Regions from separate parts of the Homo sapiens genome. Here all the other regions are linked to region 3. The links are chromatin contacts, found by Hi-C or POLR2A ChIA-PET in ENCODE. All regions are on one chromosome and are shown on one strand. Each heading gives the region's core, a stretch centred on a gene start or an enhancer-like site at or near the end of the contact. The rest is flanking DNA. Distances are from core to core; before and after follow the strand shown.

Region 1 (2,700 bases), core at 114-2,613, 85 kb after region 3:
TCTGTGCCTCAGTTTCCTTCTCTGCAAAATGGGCACACCAATACTACCTTCCTTATACTGTTGTTGGAGGACAACAAGATAAGGTGTGTGGATGGCAAATGCTTGACAAACAGTAGGCATTAACGTGGTGGTGGTTTATTATATATTTGCTTCCTTCCTTCTCAGTATACTGAGATAAGTTTATTGAACGCTGGCTATAAGCTACAACCTACTGGGCTATTGTTTGTACTCCTCCTTCCATGCCCTCCTACCATCAATTCTTAGGTTAGTCCTTTTTTTTTTCTTTTGAGATGGAGTCTTGCTCTGTCATCCAGGCTGGAGTACAGTGGCATGATCTCGGCTCACTGCAACCTCCACCTCCTGGGTTCAACCATTCTCCTGTCTAAGCCTTCCAAGTAGCTGGGATTACAGGTGTGCACCACCATGCCTGGCTAATTTTTGTATTTTTAGTAGAGATGGGGTTTCGCCATGTTGGCCAGGCTGGCCTCGAGCTCCTGGCCTCAGGTGATTTGCCTGCCTCGGCCTCCCAAAGTGCTAGGATTACAGGTGTGAGCCACCGTGTCGGCCCGTAGGTTAGTCCTATATGGGGAGATTTGGGCTTAAAAGGAAAAACCAAAAAATAAATAAAATAAATAAAAAAGAAATCTAGGAATAGGCACTCCTGGAACGGGACAGAGGTCCCATTAGACTGGGTGAGGGGTCTTTGAGAAATACCTTAATGCCAATTGTCTTCACAATTTTAATGGTTCAACATGCGAAGGGAGCCAAGGCTATTAATTTGTAACAGCTGCAAAGAAATCATGTCAACACCTCAGTATAGATTCTCTCTGTGGGCACAGAGGTTAGGTTGAAAGTCATGAGACCTAAAATAATTATTGAGCAACAGCATTGTAGGGGATTACTGATGGCAAAATAAACAACCTTCAACAGAATCCACCCCACTTGGTTGTATCCTCCGGGAGACTCTCACCTCCTTTTTTTAGATTGTCATCTCAGTCTGACTACAAACCATGTCTTAATAGATAAAGCTTTGATTCCACCTCTAACATAAGAGCAATACAAACCCACATGCCTACTAAATATAAGTGGCTGATGATATGGGCCTAGGATAGAAAGTGAGCAACTTAATGGGTGAGTTCATGCCGCAAAGGAGAGTCAAGGTGAAGGGGTACCTTATCTCAAATCTGAACAAAGACGTATATTTCCTGTGAAGTCTGATGAGAAAAAGAAGAAAAAAAATGTGGTTTGACTCCATCACACAAAGTAAGTCACAGTGGGTCCTGCTCTGCTGTAGAACTTTAAAGCCTGAGCGGCAGGCACATTTGTGGTTTGGTTGTGTTATCCGATTCTGCGGCTGACACACGCTGCTTTTAGTTCATGGCTGTAGAGTTTCCAGTCTCCCTTGGGCTCTTACGTTATGGTTTCAGGTTTCAGCGTGGCCACACACCTCTCTCCACTATTCAGGTGGAACAGCTGCAAGGGTTCCCCCTGCAAAGAGATCATAATAATAGCAGTAGCTGCCACTGAGGCCTGGCCCTGTGCCAGATGCTGCTTTGTTTTGCATGGTTTCATTCTTTATGCCCACTTTGCAGATCAGGAAACTGAGGCTTAATACAAGTAAAATAATTGATGTAGGGCCACTCAGGTAGAAAGGTGCTGAGGCTGGATTCACACCCAGGACCATGTAACTGCTGAAACTGAGAGTTTATGCACCAGATCATACTGCATCAGCATATTCCTCCTCTTTCTACACTTTCGTTTATGCCGTGCTTTGTCCCTTTTCTCCTGCATACCAGCTGAGCATGTCCTCTTTACTCTGCCTGTCCCTCAAAGACCTGCCTCCTCTGTTCCAGTGCCCCACCCGTGTCAGCCTAAAGTAGCCTCTCATCCCTCTGAACTTTTTCACCTGGACCATTTACTTTGGCACTTAATTATGCATTATTTTGTGTTATTATTTAAATGTTTTATTGCATAGGCTTTGTCTCCCAAACTGAATTACAAGCTCCCAGAAGTCAGGATCAGCTTTTCATGCGGCTTTTTGTTTTTTGTTTTTTGTTTTTTTTTTTGAGACGGAGTCTCACTCTTGTCGCCCAGGCTGGAGTGAGTGGTACAATCTCAGCTTACTGCAACCTCCACCTCCTGGGTCCAAGCGATTCTCCTGCCTCAACCTCCCAAGTAGCTGGGATTACAGGCACCCACCACCACGTCCAGCTAATTTTTGTTTGTTTGTTTTTTTTGTATTTTTAGTAGAGACATGGTTTCACCATGTTGGCCAGGCTGGTCTCGAACTCCTGACCTCAGGTGATCCGCCTGCCTCGGCCTCCCAAAGGGCTGGATTACAGGTGTGAGCCACCGTGCCCGGCCTTCATACAGCTTTGTATTCCTTCCAGCACTCAGCATAGAACTGTGCTCAGTAAGAGTCTAGATCCTGCTGAGGAGCACCAGGGGAAAAGATAAAATGCAATAAAAATGTTAAAGTCTGAAGAAATAAAAGAAAACCGAATGCCGTGGCTCATGCCTGTAATCCCAGCACTTCGGGAGGCGGAGGCACAGGCAGGAGGATCACTTGAGGCCAGGAGTTTGGGGCTGCAGTGAGCTATGATTTTATCACTGCTATGCAACAGAGCAAGACCCTGTCTCTAAAAAGAAAGGAAGAAAACTCAAAATAAATATTCCAAATGTGGCTTCTCCACAGAGGTT
Region 2 (2,700 bases), core at 65-2,564, 120 kb before region 3:
ACTCGTATCCAGGTCTTTGGGCCGCAGGGCCTGAGCACGTCCTGCTCTTCAAGGGGTGGGTGGTCTGATCATGATCACTGCCTTTAGAGTTAGAAGTTTTTAACATGTTTTAAAAAACGTTATTGCACAATTTACATGAAGGTGTAACATTCAAGCTCCATGGTTTAAAGGAGGGGACGTCACCAGCTCCTCTCGGGCCTAACCCTCACCCATTTCCGTGTTTCTCAGGCCCCGTCTGCAGGTGGCGCGGCATTTCCACTGTGACAAACAGCAGCCCAGATGTGATTTTGAATTCTGACTTTTCATAAGCGTTTTCAAAAACATAGCTTGCAGGACCCACAGAGAGACAGAATGAGAAAGAGAAATTACATTCTCAACCCAAGGCGCTGAAAATACAGAAACTCTCACATGGACAAAGAAATAAAGGAAGTGATAAGCAAAAATGGACACAAAAGAAAAACCAAAACCCCCAGCACTAACCAGAGTAGCCCAAGTCTGAGGGTTCTGTCTCATACTAAGAATTGTTGCCTGGGCAGACAGAACCAGGCTAATCTGAGACTTGTGGCATCAGAGTTGACAGTGTGAGCTTTGGTTGGTGGGGTTGGGGGGTGGTCTTTAAGACCTGAGTTCCTCCAGAAGCTCTGCTGTAGACCAGCTGTGTGCTCCTGGGCAAGTTACTTGGCCTCTCTGAGCCTCCATTCCTCACTTGTACAGGAAGGTACTGAGCCCTGCCGCACATGGTAGTAATGAGGACTGAGTTCCAGCCCAGAGCCGGGAGCACAGGAAGAGTTCCGTGATGCCAGCTTCCCTGCCTTCCTTCGCAGGCAAGGCGGAGGTGGTGCTATTGCAGCAGCGGCACACTGGCCTGCCTCCGGGCAGAATGCGGCACAGAAAGGAGTACTGCGGAGAGGGAGGAGCAGGCTGGGGAGTTCAGGGCGTGCTGAGTTGTCAGTGAGCAGGCCTGGAGTAACAGCCCCGCAGCCTCCAAATCTAGCCTCAGGCCTCACACAGCCAGCCAGGCCCACCAGGGCCCCCCCTGCATGGAGGAGCCACATTTCAACACCAGGGACCCATGAGCACCCTGGGAAGTAAACACCCAAATACCAAACATACCAGACATTCCCCTACATAAACAGGGCTGCACTAAGCCAGGGGCTGCAGTCCCTCCCCACTCCCCCACCCCCCATCAACAAAGTAGGGCAATTCAGGGACAAGATCTCAGCCTGCCCAGCCGGCTAGGCCCATAGCCTCCTCCCACTCCAGGAGGGAGGAATGAGGAAACCCCAGGGGCCCTCAGCCAACTCCCTTGCTGACCCCCGGCAGCCTGCAGGGGCCAGGCCCTCCCAGCATCCCCCATGGGGCTGAGCTGTTGGAAACTCTCTGCCCTCCTGTCTCTCCCGTCATCTCTTGCCAGGCCTTCTTACTCAGTGGCCAAGGTCTGGGCCTCAGCTGTGAAATATTGAGCTGTTTCAGTGAACAGCGGGCAGGGCTTTAGGAGAAAATTCAAGACAAATGGTCAGTCTAAGGCTGGGGTTGCAGACTCACATCACCTCAGGGGTCAAGCAAGTAACTCACCATTAGTGAGGGGGGAGGGCTGGATGGGGCGGTGGCCACCCCTCCTGCCATGGGAGGGGACACTAGCCCCAGTGGGATGCAGGCTCAGTGCTGCTAATTCTTCCAAGTTTTCAAGAAAATATAAATTTTTGAAGTAAAATCTCCCACTTTTGAATGTCAGCAACAAATTCCATTTTGAAAGGAACACCGCATGAGCCAAACAAAACACATCTGTGGGCTGCACTGGCCCACGGCTGCTGATTTATGACCTCTGGCAGTCAGCTGACCCTAGTGGGCTTGTCCTCAGAAGCCTGGGCTCTGGTCACCACAGTGCCCTGCTCTGTGACCTCGAGTCAATCAGGTCACCTCTCCGGTCCTGGGGCTCATCTTTAATAAGCACAAGTAGCTCCCATTTCTCACTGACCTTCAAACACATCTGCAAGGTGGGTCTCAGGGGCCTTATTTTACAAGTGAGAAAACTGAGGCTCAGCGAGGTGGAGTGTCTGCCCGAGGCTGCCAAGCTGGGAAAAGACAGGGATTGACTCCATTCCATCAGGCTACCTTCCACACGGTGGGCTGGACTAAAATCTCCGCAAAGTCCTTTCCAGCTCTGACTTCTCTGGGTTTTCATTCATCCAGCCTTCAAGGGCAGCGTGGGCCTGATTGAGGGATGTAGGAAGGGTGCCCCCTAATTTCTTATAAGAAGTTTCTTAGCTGGGCACAGTGGTGTACACCAGTAGTCCCAGCCACTCAGGAGGCTGAGGCTGGAGGATTGCTTGAGCCCAGGATGTTGAGACTGCAGTAAGCCATGATTGTGCCACTGCACTCCGGCCTGGGCAACAGAGCAAGACTCTGTCTCGAAAAAAAGAAAAAAGAAGTTTCTGCTTTTACAGACGCTTAGTGCCAGGGGCTCTTGGAAGCACCAAGGCTAATCCCTAGATTTTAGATGAGGAAACTGAGTCCCAGAGAAGGAAATGGCTTGCTCTTCAAGACAGGGATTGGGTCTTCACAGACCAGCCCAGAGGACACTGCTTGGTCCATCCTCCTGGGAGGCTCTGCCTGACTGTGCATCATCCCTCTTTCCTGAATTTTCCATGCCCTGGACCCACTCCCCTGCACCTGCCCATCCTCTGACCTTGCCTTTCC
Region 3 (2,700 bases), core at 80-2,579:
GTACTCGTCAGGGAAATAATGGGGAGATGCTGCTCCTTCCTGTTTCGCAGACGCAGCAGCAATACTTGTGGCATAAGAGCAAAGCCCCTCCAGAGGGGACAATTTTAAAGCTAAGTGTCCCTGGCATGAGTTACCAGGGTAGCCAAGCTTTACAAAGACAGGGTTAATTCTTTCAAGTGTTTAACTTTAGTGATTTGGTTTTGATCAAAATCTTTTTTTTTTTTTTTTTTTTTTTTTTTGGTTTGTGTGTGAATCAGAGTCTCACTCTGTCGCCCAAGCTGGAGTGCAGTGGCGTGATCTCGGCTCACTGCAACCTCTACCTCCCAGGTTCAAGCGATTCTCCTGCCTCAGCCTCCTGAGTAACTGAGACTACAGGCACCCGCCATCACACCCGGCTAATTTTCATGTTTTTTAGTAGAGACAGGGTTTCGCCATATTGGCCAGGCTGGTCTTGAACTCCTGATCTCAAGTGATCCACCCGCCTCGGCCTCCCAAACTGCTGGGATTACAGGCATGAGCCACCGTGTTGATCAAAATCTTTTTTAAAACTTGTTACTCCTTCATCCATTAAACAGAGCTTGCAAAATATAAATGAACGTTTCCTTGGTGGTTGAAGGTCATTATTGGGAGCATCAGTTATGCCGAGTGCTGCAAAGTGAAACCAGAGACTCAGAAGTGCATTCAGCGTTTGGGACACTTTGCTGAATGGGTCGTGATCTCAGCAACAGCTCTGAAATTTGCCTTCTTGAAAGAATCCCTGACATCAGCTCATTTTTCTACTTTAGAAAAGTGCAGAGCATGTTCACTGTTCTTCACAAAGGCAAAACAGAACCCTGGCCCCAGAAGCTATGTGACCTTCACCAAGTGATGTCATCTCTTAGTGGCTGTGATTCTTCATCTGTAAACTCGGGAATAGCGTTATTAGATAATGCATGTTTAGAACATGCCTTCGATGCATTAGAGCAGGGCTTGGAACAGCGTTCAGCATGTCAGAAGCGCTCAGGGGGTTAACCGCTGTTACTACCGTTTGCAGATGAAGACAAGTCCCAGGTCTGGTTAGTTCAATCTGCCTCTTTTCACTGTAGTCTCACCAACATTGGCTGGCTGTCTGGGAAGCAACACCACCAGTGACCTCTTCTGGGTCTCGTGGCCACCAGCCATTGTGCCCATTCTAATCAAGGAGGCTCACCTCCAATTTATGCCTTTTCTAGTAAGAAAGGACAGAAAGAATTTCCCTGAGTCAAGTCCTTGCCAGAGTAGGGGCCTCTTGCAATCCGTGCCACGAAGTCCCGGAAGGAAGCTCTGCAAATGTGCGCTCAGGGCTTGTCAAATGAGCAGAAGGGCGGTTAAGTAACAAAGTAACTGCGGAGTCAGGCGCGGAGGGGAACAGCGTCTCTAACCACGGCGACCCTGTTCTTCTCTGGGCGCTTCCACTGAGTTATTAGATCAGCACTTGGCTGAGATGGGAGTGGAAGAACCCGGGAGGGAACGGGCCCAGGTCTTCATGTAGAAAAAGGGGCCCTGGCCCCTCGGGGTATTCAGGGCGCCGACCACCACGGCCTCGTCGCCCTTTTCCCCTAAAGCCCTGGAGGAAGGCACTCTCTGGCCTGAAGTTCGCCTGTCCACTGGTGATACCACCCGCCGCAGCGTTTCCAGCTGGGAAGGAGTTGGACATGACCGTACCCGCAACAGCTGCGCTCAGCACTGCCCGGGGCTGCCCCCATCCCTACCCCTACCCCGGGGGCTCCGGAAACCCCCCACAACCCCCGCAGATTTACCAAAATCCAGGGACCCTCTTACCCCCCCTCCCCTCCTCCCCAGGTCACCCACAGACACACACACATTTCCTGCCCTGCCAAAAATAAAGCTGGAGGGCGCTGGGGGTGCGCTTGCCACCAGCCCCTCCGGGGAGACTGCTGCCTCGCTGCACCCCTCCAGTGAGAGGACCACCCCCTTCATTTCTGCTGCCTTCCTCCTCCTTTGCTTTGGTGGATGTCACCCTGGCTCTGCCAAGGCCCTGGTGGAGGTTGCTCTCAAGGCATGGGCTGGAACCCTGCCCCTCTTCTGCTAAAGACACATAGCCCTCCTTCCTTATAAAAGCAGTTATACGGCCGGGCGTGCTGGCTCACGCCTGTAATCCCAGCACTTTGGGAGGCCGAGGCGGGCAGATCACCTGAAGTTGGGAGTTAGAGACCAGCCTGACCAACATGGAGAAACCCTGTCTCTACTAAAAATACAAAAAAAAAAAAAAAAAAAGAAAAAAAAAGAAAAAAGAAAAAAAAAATTATCTGGGCCTGGTAGCACATGCCTGCAATCCCAGCTACTCGGGAGGCTGAGGCAGGAGAATGGCTTGAACTAGGGAGGCGGAGGTTGCGGTGAGCTGAGATCGCGCCATTGCACTCCAGCCTGGGCAACAAGAGAGAAACTCCGTCTCAAAAAAAAAAACCACACAGTTTATACCTTCATAGTACATGTCCCTAACCTCGACCCACCAATAGAGCAACTCCCTGAGAGGACGATCAAGAGGTCAAGCTTGTTTGGGGTGAGCCCCACTCCTGGAAATCTGGAGGGGGGCAGAAGTAGTGCCCCTGACATCTGGTGGGTCATAGGTGCTCAGTCGTTATTTATTTTTGCTCTCCTCCTCCTCATTTTCTTCCTCAATATCAGCTCCTCTCTCTGCATACACCTCCTCCTCCTTAC

Evidence for each region. Hi-C counts contacts between places; a loop is a spot of excess contacts on that map. ChIA-PET counts read pairs that join two places held with the same protein, here RNA polymerase II (POLR2A). Pooled maps may share reads with other maps.
Region 1: a loop to region 3 is called in a pooled map, with 2.5 times the contacts of the local background. The contact joins two enhancer-like sites. A Hi-C loop is called at or near these places in 1 of 168 maps with a recorded cell type or tissue (gastrocnemius medialis) and 6 of 50 pooled maps. POLR2A ChIA-PET finds 5 or more read pairs at or near these places in 1 of 52 experiments (PC-9).
Region 2: a loop to region 3 is called in a pooled map, with 2.8 times the contacts of the local background. The contact joins two enhancer-like sites. A Hi-C loop is called at or near these places in 1 of 37 single-sample maps with no recorded cell type and 2 of 50 pooled maps. POLR2A ChIA-PET finds 5 or more read pairs at or near these places in 3 of 52 experiments (HEK293T, activated CD4-positive, alpha-beta T cell and naive thymus-derived CD4-positive, alpha-beta T cell).

What each region holds. Positions count from the first base shown.
Region 1 is chr14:75,248,319-75,251,018 of GRCh38, reverse strand. No RefSeq gene overlaps it. Among named protein-coding and RNA genes, the nearest start is that of FOS, 29 kb to the left of the region's middle. RefSeq lists enhancers at 772-891, 1,092-1,261. Within about 2 kb of position 1,363, at least 10 of the 41 ENCODE cell types and tissues checked have a DNase peak (open chromatin) inside an H3K27ac peak, as active enhancers do; they include gastrocnemius medialis, where a contact is called at or near this core.
Region 2 is chr14:75,451,650-75,454,349 of GRCh38, reverse strand. All of the region lies in intron 2 of JDP2 (Jun dimerization protein 2), which reads right to left. Among named protein-coding and RNA genes, the nearest start is that of JDP2, 25 kb to the right of the region's middle. RefSeq lists enhancers at 809-1,322, 1,323-1,838, 1,839-2,353. Within about 2 kb of position 1,314, at least 29 of the 41 ENCODE cell types and tissues checked have a DNase peak (open chromatin) inside an H3K27ac peak, as active enhancers do.
Region 3 is chr14:75,332,965-75,335,664 of GRCh38, reverse strand. No RefSeq gene overlaps it. Among named protein-coding and RNA genes, the nearest start is that of LINC01220, 40 kb to the right of the region's middle. RefSeq lists an enhancer at 1,142-1,641. Within about 2 kb of position 1,329, at least 25 of the 41 ENCODE cell types and tissues checked have a DNase peak (open chromatin) inside an H3K27ac peak, as active enhancers do; they include gastrocnemius medialis, where a contact is called at or near this core.